2 separate regions of the Homo sapiens genome follow, and region 1 is linked to region 2. Evidence: chromatin contacts called from ENCODE Hi-C data. All regions are on one chromosome and are shown on one strand. Each heading gives the region's core, a stretch centred on a gene start or an enhancer-like site at or near the end of the contact. The rest is flanking DNA. Distances are from core to core; before and after follow the strand shown. Region 1 overlaps SDK1 (sidekick cell adhesion molecule 1). Region 2 overlaps ADAP1 (ArfGAP with dual PH domains 1).

Region 1 (4,914 bases), core at 1,715-4,214, 3.0 Mb before region 2:
CGCCATCACACTCAATGTCTCCCTAGAATGATGGCAATTCTGCTATGGAAAAAGGTTGTTTCCCTTCCTCCCAGTCATGGCTCCTTGTCCAGCAGCCACTCTGCACTCACCCATGGCTTGACATCCGATGTCCACAGTTTCTTCTACTTCAGCTGAAATCCGACTCTCGGGCTCAGCAGTAAAATATGGTGGCTCTTCAAACAAGAAAATAAAAAAAAGCCCCTAAGCCAAAGAAGGATATGTCAGAGACCATATAACCTAAGATAGTGTGGGCTCCTCTTAAAAACCATTCTTGAAAATTTCATCATTAGTTAGCATCGTGCATACAAACTCAGAACTCAGTGAGCACAGGCCAAAGGCAATTTACAGTCTGGGGTTTCAGAAAGCAACTTACTACTCAGGGTGATGGCTACTTTTCAGTTTATGGGCTTGAATCATGGAATATCTTAATTTACATTTTAGAAGGACTACCCCAAGAGGTTCGTAAAGGTTTATATTTACAGCACCGTATTTTATGGGCTAGTTTGCTTCAGTATCTAAACTAAACACGAGCTCGTGAAGCTTGTCAAGTGCCCGAGGAAGGTGTGCAGCCTGTATTGGGCAACAGCCTATTAACATATTTTTAAAATTCTTAGCAGTTCTTCTCCAAAATAGAGATTTAATACTTCAATGGAATACCAAATAATAACTAAGAGAAAACATATAAGGGAGCACTCATCTATCTTTAGTAGCAAAGGAAACTCCTAGGCACTTGCAATCTCTCGATACTCCACTCGCCCGTTCCGCAGAAAAAAAAACAGTGGTTGTATTAAACAATGAATTTCCTTGGAGAGCCAATTGCAACATTTTTCCAGTTTATTCAGCAGAAATTCAACAGAGGCATGGCCAAGTTTGTCAAGTATTAAGGTGGTGGTGATTTCATTATCATGATAACAAAAGGCTGTTGTGTTCACTTTCTGTGCGATAATTAATTTCTGGGAACTGTCTTCCAGAGCTGGTTTACTTTCATTATAATTGTGTTGAATGTGGATAAGATAGCTTGGCATGCCTCCTATATTGACTGTATCTTTAAAACAAGGTGGGACCTAAAAGATGAAAAAGAGAAATGAAAACTAAGCATTTCAAAGAAACGATTAAGGGGGAAGCGGCTGAAGGTTTCTGGAAGGAGGCAAAGTGATGTTTCACTTCTGCGATTACCTGGACCACTCAAGCAGAAAGAATCTGCCTGAATCAACCACTCCGGCTGAGGAGATGGCTGCAAATTCATTAGAAGGAAGCAGATTCCTCTACTTAAGTTTTCATGTGTACAGACCAAGCCTGAAGAAATATTGCCAGCATTTAATGTCTACCTTTTTCAAGCTCATCTTCATTGCACAACTCATACATCCCCCATTTGATCACGTTTCCTCAATCAATAATCATGAAGGCAGTATTATTTATATTCCAACTATACATACAGTAGCTGCCTGCTGTCAGGGCCCTTGTGTGCAGGTCCTGACCTGTATTCATCAGGGAAGCTAAGTCAATATCTACCGTCATGATCTGATTAAAAGCATGGAAGGAAAAAGGAAAAAAACATACATTCGACAACAACATTTGCTTATGATTAATTATAGTTTTCCTCTTCTTAGTTGAGCGTTTTCTTTTTAGAAAACTGTCGAGTCCGTGCAGTTGTGAGAAGTAACACTGTAACACTGAAAGAGCTCATGGACCCTTCACTCGGCTTCCCGCAATGGTAACATCTTGCAAAAAACGATAGCATAACATCATGATCAGGATACTGCTACTGATACAATCAACCTAATTTATCCAGCTCTTGCCAGTGTTTCCTGCGCTCAAGTGTGCGTGAAAAGACGGCACATGCACGTCCCATGCAACATTATTACGTGTGTAGGTCCACGTGTCCATCAGCACAAGGGTGTTGCCTTCCATGACCAGGAGCACCCCAAACCCCCACCCCTCACAACCACTAATCCGTTCTCTGTTTCTGTAGGTTTGTCATTTCAAGAACGTTACAGAAAGGAGGTCATCGAGTGTAACTTTTGCAACTATTTTTTTCACTCTTCATGGTTCCCTTGAGATTCACCCAAGATGACCTGTGCTTTGATGATACAAAATCCATAGATAACAATGGTCGGCACCTACGGGCCCAGGGTGCCTTCCCTGAGGTACTGATTACCGTTGTCGCCTGGTACAGTCCCCCGAGGCTTCCCTCGAGTGCCAGGAAGGGACCTCGCTGGGGTCAGGGAGACGGGCACTCCACACAGTGACCCGAAGCTGGCTTGGCTGAGCAAGTGCATGGCTCTGGGGACCTCCAGGCCCAGACGATGCTGCTCCTCTCCAAGTGGTGACCTCTCTCCACCCTAGCCAGGGACCATCTGTGTTTGGCACACAGCATGCCACCTGGTGAGAAAACTCATCCCACTCCACACTCTCCATAGTACTGTGGCATGGGCAAGGTCTGGGGGGCAGCCTGCCACCGCCTGCAGGGGCCAATGTCCTGGGCAGTTTTAGTAGCTCAGTGCTAGGCATGGGTGGAAAACATCTGGCTGTTCATTGTGGATGCTCTTAGCTTGTTCTGGAAAGCCTTCCAGGTCGCTGTGCCTGGGGAGCAGGTGCAGAGCTGCCCATGCCCTGCGTGGCCTCTGAGCTTCCCTTAGTACTTCCCCACCGTGTGAGGGTACGAGTTCTCTCCCTGCCAACCCTTCCTAGTATTCTAACCCAGCGGCTGCTCAGATGGAGTTTCTCCCCATTTCCAGCTACGGTTTTACACACAGTCTGCTCTAAGGCAAAGAACCGGAGGAAATGCCAAGCCTATGGACCGTGAAAAGCCCGTGAGTTAAACACTGGGGAAAACCCATTGTAAATGAGTCATCCTGTGCATAGACTCTCAACCACTTACTCTTCAGAGGGCAAGAGGGCGAGGGCATGTCTTAGCCTGTCAGTGGCAACTGTGTCTAGAAAGGGTACTCTGCCAACATGGGTCCACCCTGGACTTCTGAAAATTGATCCTGACTGCAGCCAACAAAACAGGGGATGGAAACAAACACTTCTCCCTCTTTTGAAACAATATGAAGACATCAGGGAAAGGTTCTCATGCCCTGTGTGAAGTCAGGGTGTTAGGAAAAGGCCAGCTCAGATTTTCCGCCTTCCACATGGCCCAGAGCCCATGGCAGCTGCCTCCAGGGGCAGCGCAAGCTTCTAGCTCCCCAGTCTCAGGAGAGGAGGTGGGGAGACCTCCCAGACTGCCCCCAAACCAAGGGCCTCTGTCAAATGACCTCACTCTCCAAAATGCCAGTGTGACAAAGTGCAGGCTCAGGCCCAATGGAGGCAACCGCAGTGGAGAAGGACCCCCCAACAACACCATGCATTTTTCCTGCTCTCCCATCCCCAATGCTGCTGGGATTTGGCTTCTGAGTTGCAAAGCTTCTTCTGTGTAGGGATCACTGCAAGATCCAAAGATGTTTCCTGCGCTGCCTCCCTGTTCCTTCCAGGTCGCCCCTCTCAGGGAGCAGCATGTCCCACGCATGCCCTCGGCTGGCCTGCACTGCACGCTAGTCCACCGAGGTGGACAGAACGGCTCCCGGAGGTGTCCACACCCACACCTCTGGAATCTATGAATATGCTGTCTCACTTGGCAAGAGGGACTCTGCAGGTGGGATTAGGTATCCCACCTTAAAATAGGGAGACTCTCTTGGATTCGCTGGGTGGGCCCAATTTAATCATGTGAGCCCCTAAAAGGAGAGGACTTTCTGCAGCTGGAGGCACAGGGGACAGCAGAGAGCTTCCATGTGTGACAAGAACTCAGCCGCAGCTGCTGGCTCTGGAGATGAGCCAGGGATGCAGGGGACTCTGGAACCTGAGGGGACCCCTGGCCAGGAGCCAGCCCCCAAGCCACAAGCACTGAATTCCATGAACAACTTGAAGGGGCTGGCAGCAGATGCCCCACCAGGTAAAGAGTCCATCCCAGTGAAAACTCGCCGTCCGAGTTTCCGAGCCATCGTGCTCAGCAGGAGCAGGGCACATGTGGGAGCAGCTGGCTTCGTGTGTGATGAGGAGACCGTGGAGAAGGCGTGGCTCGGAGGGAAGATGCATCTCACAGGCACTAAGGTGCTGCAGTCAGAGGTAAGGGGCATCCTTGTCTTACCCCAAGGAAAAAAAAAATGGTTTCATAGGTGGTGAGGCACATCCTGATTCCAGAGACACTAAACATGAAAAATGTGTGTCACATAACTGATTATTGGTAAATAGCGAGTGCAATGGGACATATAGGATAATAGAGTTATGCCAACAGCAACTAAAGCCACTATTTCAGAGCCTCTGTGACAGACATTTTTGCATTTAACCTTCACAATATGAGCTGGTACCATCTACATCCATCTCCATTTTATGGATGTGGAAACTGAGGCCAACACTCATTCAAGCCCATGAATGGTGCAGTGTAGAGGGTGTAGAAGGGAGGTGGGACGGAAGCGGAGGGTGTAGAGGGGAGGCCAGAGGGGAAGGTGTAGAGGGGAGGTGGGAACGGAGGGCGGAGAGTATAGAGGGGAGGCGGGAAGGGAGGGTGTTGAGGGGAGGTTGTAAAGGGGAGGTGGGAGGGGAGAGGAGGGTGTAGAGGAGAAGCAGGAGGGGAGGGGGGAGGGTGGAGGGCGTAGAGGGGAGGCAGGAGGGGAGGGGAGGGTGTAGAGGGGAGGCAGGAGGGGAGGGTGGAGGGTGTAGAGGGGAGGCAGGAGGGGAGGGTGTAGAGGGGAGGCAGGAGGGGAGGGGAGGGTGTAGAGGGGAGGCAGGAGGGGAGGGGAGGGTGTAGAGGGGAGGCAGGAGGGGAGGCTGTAGAGTGTAGAGGTGATGCGGGAGAGGAGGGTGTAGAGGGGAGGCAGGAGGGGAGGGTGGAGGGCGTAGAGGGGCTGCTCCACA
Region 2 (4,796 bases), core at 800-3,299:
TGGGGAGGGCCCACCGTGGGTATTACCAAGAAACCCCTGATTCCTGCCGCAGAGGTCTGGTGCGATGGGGCCTTTGGGAGAGCACTGAGCTGGGGGCCACAAGGAGATTCCATCCCCATTCTGTTGTCTGCACGTTCACTGGTGCGATAAAAACCAAAGATGAATCTCAGGCAGGCCTGGGGGCTTGTCTCCTGAGAGCACCTGCACCCCGGCCCCCAGGCAGGGCTGGGTCTCAGCCCGGCTTCTTGCTGGGGACTCTGTGGGGCGGGAGCTGCACTGGGCCCCCCCTGGCTCCCTGCACTCAGGCCCCTTGGCCATTCCTGGGCTGGTGGTCAGCGGGGACATCCGGGGGCTAAGCCTGCTCCCACCCCTAAGGGAGAAACGGGCCTGAGGTGGCCGTTGCTGAGGACCGGACCGAGGTTGAAGGGCCAGGAACCAAAGATTCTTCTCTTCTTTCCTTTTCTTCACATTTTATGTTTTTTTTTTTTTTTCTCCCTACTTTCTATTCCTTGATAATACCTTTTAAAACAACTGCTTCCTAGAGATGCCGTTCACAGCCATACATTTCACCGTGTAAAGGGCACAGTTGAAGGTTTTTTAGTAAATTCAGAGTTGTGCAACCTTCGCTGAAGCCAATATTAGGACATTTTCATCACCCCAGAAAGGAAGTCCGTGCCTTTTGGCTCTTACCCCCGCCCAGCCCAAAGCAGCTGCAAATCCACTTTCTCTCTGTGTAGATTTGTGGGTTCTGGACTTTTAAAAACGGGATCGCACGGCGTGTGAGCTTCGGCGTCCGACTCCTTTCCCGCGGTGCCAGGTCCCCGAGGCCCATCACGCTGCAGCCTGTGTGACAGCTTCGTTCCTTTCAAGGCCGGAGAACATGCCTTGTGTGGATGGAACACGTTTGCTTTATTCATTCACCCTCTGATGGACACGTGGGTCGTCTCTACCTTATTTAATGTATTTCGACAATTTAGTGACACATTCAGCAGTTTCCAAGGACAGTCACAGAAGGGAGCTGTCTCCTTCCCTGTCTCCCACCTTTGAGCACCGTCCCCACCCTGGCCAGGCAGCCAGGGGTCTGTGTGGGCCTCGCTCCCTCCCTCCCTCCTTCCTTCCCTCCTGTCTTCCTTTCTTCCGTCCCTCCCTCTGTCTCTCCGTCCCTCCGTCCTTCCTTCCGTCCTTCCTTCCCTCCTGCCTTCCTTTCTTCCCTCCCTCCCTCCCTCAGTCCCTCCGTCCCTCCCTACCCTCCTTCCTTCCTTCCTTTCTCTTTTTTTTTTTTTTTGAGACACAGTCTGACTCTGTCGCCCAGGCTGGAATGCAGTGGCACTATCATAGCTCACTAAAGCCTTGAACTTTCAGGCTCAAGTGATCCTCTTGCCTCAGCCTCCCAAGGAGTAGCTAGGACCACAGGCATACACCACCGTGCCTGGCTACTTTTTTTTTTTTAGAGACAGTCTCACTGTCTCCCAGGCTGGAGTACAGTGGTGTGATCTCACCTCACTGCAACCTCCACCTCCCACATTCAAGCGATTCTCCTGCTTCAGCCTCCCGAGTAGCTGGGATCACAGGTGTGTGCCACCATGCCCAGCTAATTTTTGTATTTTTAATAGAGACGGGGTTTTGCCATGTTGGCCAGGCTGGCCTTGAACTCTTGGCCTCAGGTGATCCATCCCCCTCGGCCTCCCAAAGTTCTGGGATTACAGACGTGAGCCACCGCGCCAGCCCTGGCTAATTAAAAAAAAAAATTTTGTAGTGATGGGGTCTTGCTATGTTGGCCAGGCTGGTCTCAAACTCCTGACCTCGTGATCCGCCCGCCTTGGCCTCCCAAAGTGCTGGGATTACAGGTGTGAGCCACCGCGCCCGGCCCTGTGTTTTCTTGCCTGTGAACTCTCTTCACACCTTTGCCTGCCTTTCTGCTGCAATGTTAGCTGTTTTCATCTTCTAGGGGTTGCTGGTATGTTAGAGAAATTAATCTGAGATACCAAAAACATTTTTTTCTAGGTTGTCTTTCGAATTTGCTCATGGTGGTTTTTGCCGTGGAAATTTTTACTTCGACATAGTCAAAGTGGTCAGCGTTTTATTTTGTGGTTTTAGGGTCTATAGCATACATAAATAGGCCTTCTCTGCCTGAGGGTTTTTTTTTTTTTTTTTTTTTTTTTTGAGACAGTCTTGCTCTGTCACCCAGGCTGGAGGGCAGTGGCTCAATCACAGCTCAGTGCAGCCTCAAGCTCCTGGGCTCAAACGATCCTCTCACCTCAGCCTCCTGAGTAGATGGAACTACAGACGTGCACCACCACGCCTGGCTAATTTTTGTATTTTTTGTAGAGACGGGGGTCTCACTATGTTGCCCAGGCTGGTCTTGAACTCCTGGCCTCAAGTGATCCTCCCGCCTCAGTCTCCCAAGCGCTGGGATTACAGGCTTCAGCCACCACACCCAACCCTGAAGGTTATTTTTTAATAACAGCTTTGTTGAGGTATAATCCACATACAATTCACTCCCGTAAAGCGTACAGTTCAGTAGTTTTAGTGAAGCCACAGGGCTGCACGACCATCACCACTGTCTAACTTCAGGACATTTTAACGTCCCAACACAGCCGGTACTCACCACCCCTCCCATCACCACCGCCCCAGCCGTTACTGAATGTAGACAGAGCTGCTTTGTGTCTCTGTGGATTTGCTTGTTCTGAACATTTCAAACAGATGGAATCATGCAATACGTGGTCTTGTTTTTTTTTTTTTTTTTTTTTGAGACAGGGTGTCACTATGTTGCTCAAGCTGGTCCCGAACTCCCAGGCTCAAGCGATCCTCCCACCTCAGCCTCCCAAAGTGCTGGGATCACAGGTGTGAGCCACCACGTGCGGCCGATTCGTGGTGTTTTGTGTCTGGTTTCCTCCATGGGCACCGTGTGTCCAAGGATCGCCTGGGTTGTAGCGTGTGTCAGAATTGTGTTGCTCTTTTTTTTTTTTTTTTGAGATGGAGTCTCGCTCTGTCAGCCACGCTGGAGTGCTGTGGCACGATCTCTGCTCACTGCAACCTCTGCCTCCCGGGTTCAAGCGATTCTCCTGCCTCAGCCTCCCGAGTAGCTGGGATTACGGGCGTGCACCACCACGCCCGGCTAATTTTTGTATTTTCAGTAGAGACGGGGTCTCACCGTGTTGCCCAGGCTGGTCTTGAACTCCTGACCTCGTGATCTGCCCACCTCTGCCTCCTGAAGTGCTGGGATGACAGGCGTGAGCCCCCGCGCCCGGCCGGCATTCCTCTTTATGGCCGAGGAACCCTCCATGGTGTGGCTCGATCACATTTAGTTTATCTGTGGTTCCGTTCACGGAGCTGGGGCTTGTTCCCGTTCTCAGCTGTCACGAAGAATGTGCTGTGAACACTCATGTGCATGTCTCTGCGTCTTCGCGTCTCTTACGGTGCAGAGGAATCGCTGGACTCTATGGTAACTCTGTGTTTACCGTTTTGAGGAACTGCCAGACTGTTAGTCACCAGAGCCGGAGGTTCCCACCAGCAGCGTGCGGGGGCTCTGATCACTCCACATTCTCTCCAGCTCACTCCCCTGTGCCACTTTGACCTTGCCATCCTAGTGGGGAGAGGTGGTAGCTCATTGAGGTTTTCATCTGCGTTCCCCTGACAGCTAACAGTGTTGAGTGCCTTTGCGTGGCCGAGTGGCCATTTGTGCATCTTCTTTGGAGAAATGTCCGATCAAATCCTTCCCCATTTTTAGGCCGAGGTGGGACGATGGCTTGAGCCCAGGAGTTTGAGACCAGCCCGGGCAACAGAGTGGAACCCCACCTCCATTAAAACAAATTAAAAGTATACATATGCATGTAAAAGTAATTTTAAAAACCCTTACCCATTTTTATTTATTTTTTATTTTTACCTTCCTTTTTTTGCAGAGATAGGGTCTTGCTCTTTTTCCCAAGCTGGAGTGCAGTGGTGTAACCATAGCTCATAGCCTTGACCTCTTGGGCTCAAGGGATCCTCCCGCCTCGGCCTCCCAAAGTGCTGGGATTACAGGTGTGAGCCGCTGTGTCCAGTGGAGACATGGTCTTGTTCTGCCGCCCAGGCTGGAGTTCAGTGGTGCGACCATAGCCCACTGCGACCTCAAACTCCCAGGTTGAGGCCATCTTCCCACCTCGGCCTCCCTAGTAGCTGGGACTACAGGTGTGCGCCATCACACCTGGCTAATTTTTTTTTTTTTTTTTTTGAGAGACAGGGTCTCACTATGTTGCCCAGGCTGGTCTTGAACTCCTGGGCTCAAGGGGTCCTCCCACCTCAGCTTCCCAAAGTGCTGGGACTACAGATGTGAGCCCCTGTCCCCGGCTGGCCCTTGTTAATTTTTTCAACTTTAGAACCATTTCTAGGTAAAAAAATATAATAAATTCTGTTGCTGTTTTTTGGCAATTATTATAAAAAACATGTAGACTCCCATAAGGAGACATTTTTCTACCTCCCTGTGTCTCGGGTCGAGGCTCTCGTCCTCGGGAGCACACGCCAGTTTTCCCTTGGAGACCTGGGACATTTCTCATCCAGCCACTCAGGTGATTTGTCCTGTTGCTGTTGGTGACAGGATCTCTCCTTGTATTTGAGTTTTCTATGGAAAAGCCATTGGTTTTCGAATTTTAAATTGGTGCCAGCCTCTTGTTGCTTGTGATTTCTCCAGCTGCTCTTCTGGGCCCTCCCTGTTTACTGCCATGTGATCCTCGGAGCAGGGTGATGTCAGGGGACTTCAGTCTGGCTGGGCCTGGCTGCGGCCTCAGGCGAGTGGTGTTCAGGAGCTTGAAGGTGCA

The links. A loop is a pair of places that touch in the nucleus more often than their neighbours do. Pooled maps may share reads with other maps.
Region 1: a loop to region 2 is called in a map with no recorded cell type, with 15 times the contacts of the local background. The contact joins two enhancer-like sites. A Hi-C loop is called at or near these places in 2 of 37 single-sample maps with no recorded cell type and 1 of 50 pooled maps.

What each region holds. Positions count from the first base shown.
Region 1 is chr7:3,954,211-3,959,124 of GRCh38, reverse strand. SDK1 (sidekick cell adhesion molecule 1) reads right to left here. Exons shown (of 45, transcript NM_152744.4): 8 at 111-194. It overlaps LOC124901576 (a long non-coding RNA gene), which reads right to left. Exons shown (of 2, transcript XR_007060195.1): 2 at 838-1,085. Among named protein-coding and RNA genes, the nearest start is that of SDK1-AS1, 600 kb to the right of the region's middle. Within about 2 kb of position 2,964, at least 2 of the 41 ENCODE cell types and tissues checked have a DNase peak (open chromatin) inside an H3K27ac peak, as active enhancers do.
Region 2 is chr7:927,469-932,264 of GRCh38, reverse strand. All of the region lies in intron 2 of ADAP1 (ArfGAP with dual PH domains 1), which reads left to right. Among named protein-coding and RNA genes, the nearest start is that of ADAP1, 25 kb to the left of the region's middle. RefSeq lists enhancers at 3,299-3,388, 3,644-4,230. Within about 2 kb of position 2,049, at least 5 of the 41 ENCODE cell types and tissues checked have a DNase peak (open chromatin) inside an H3K27ac peak, as active enhancers do.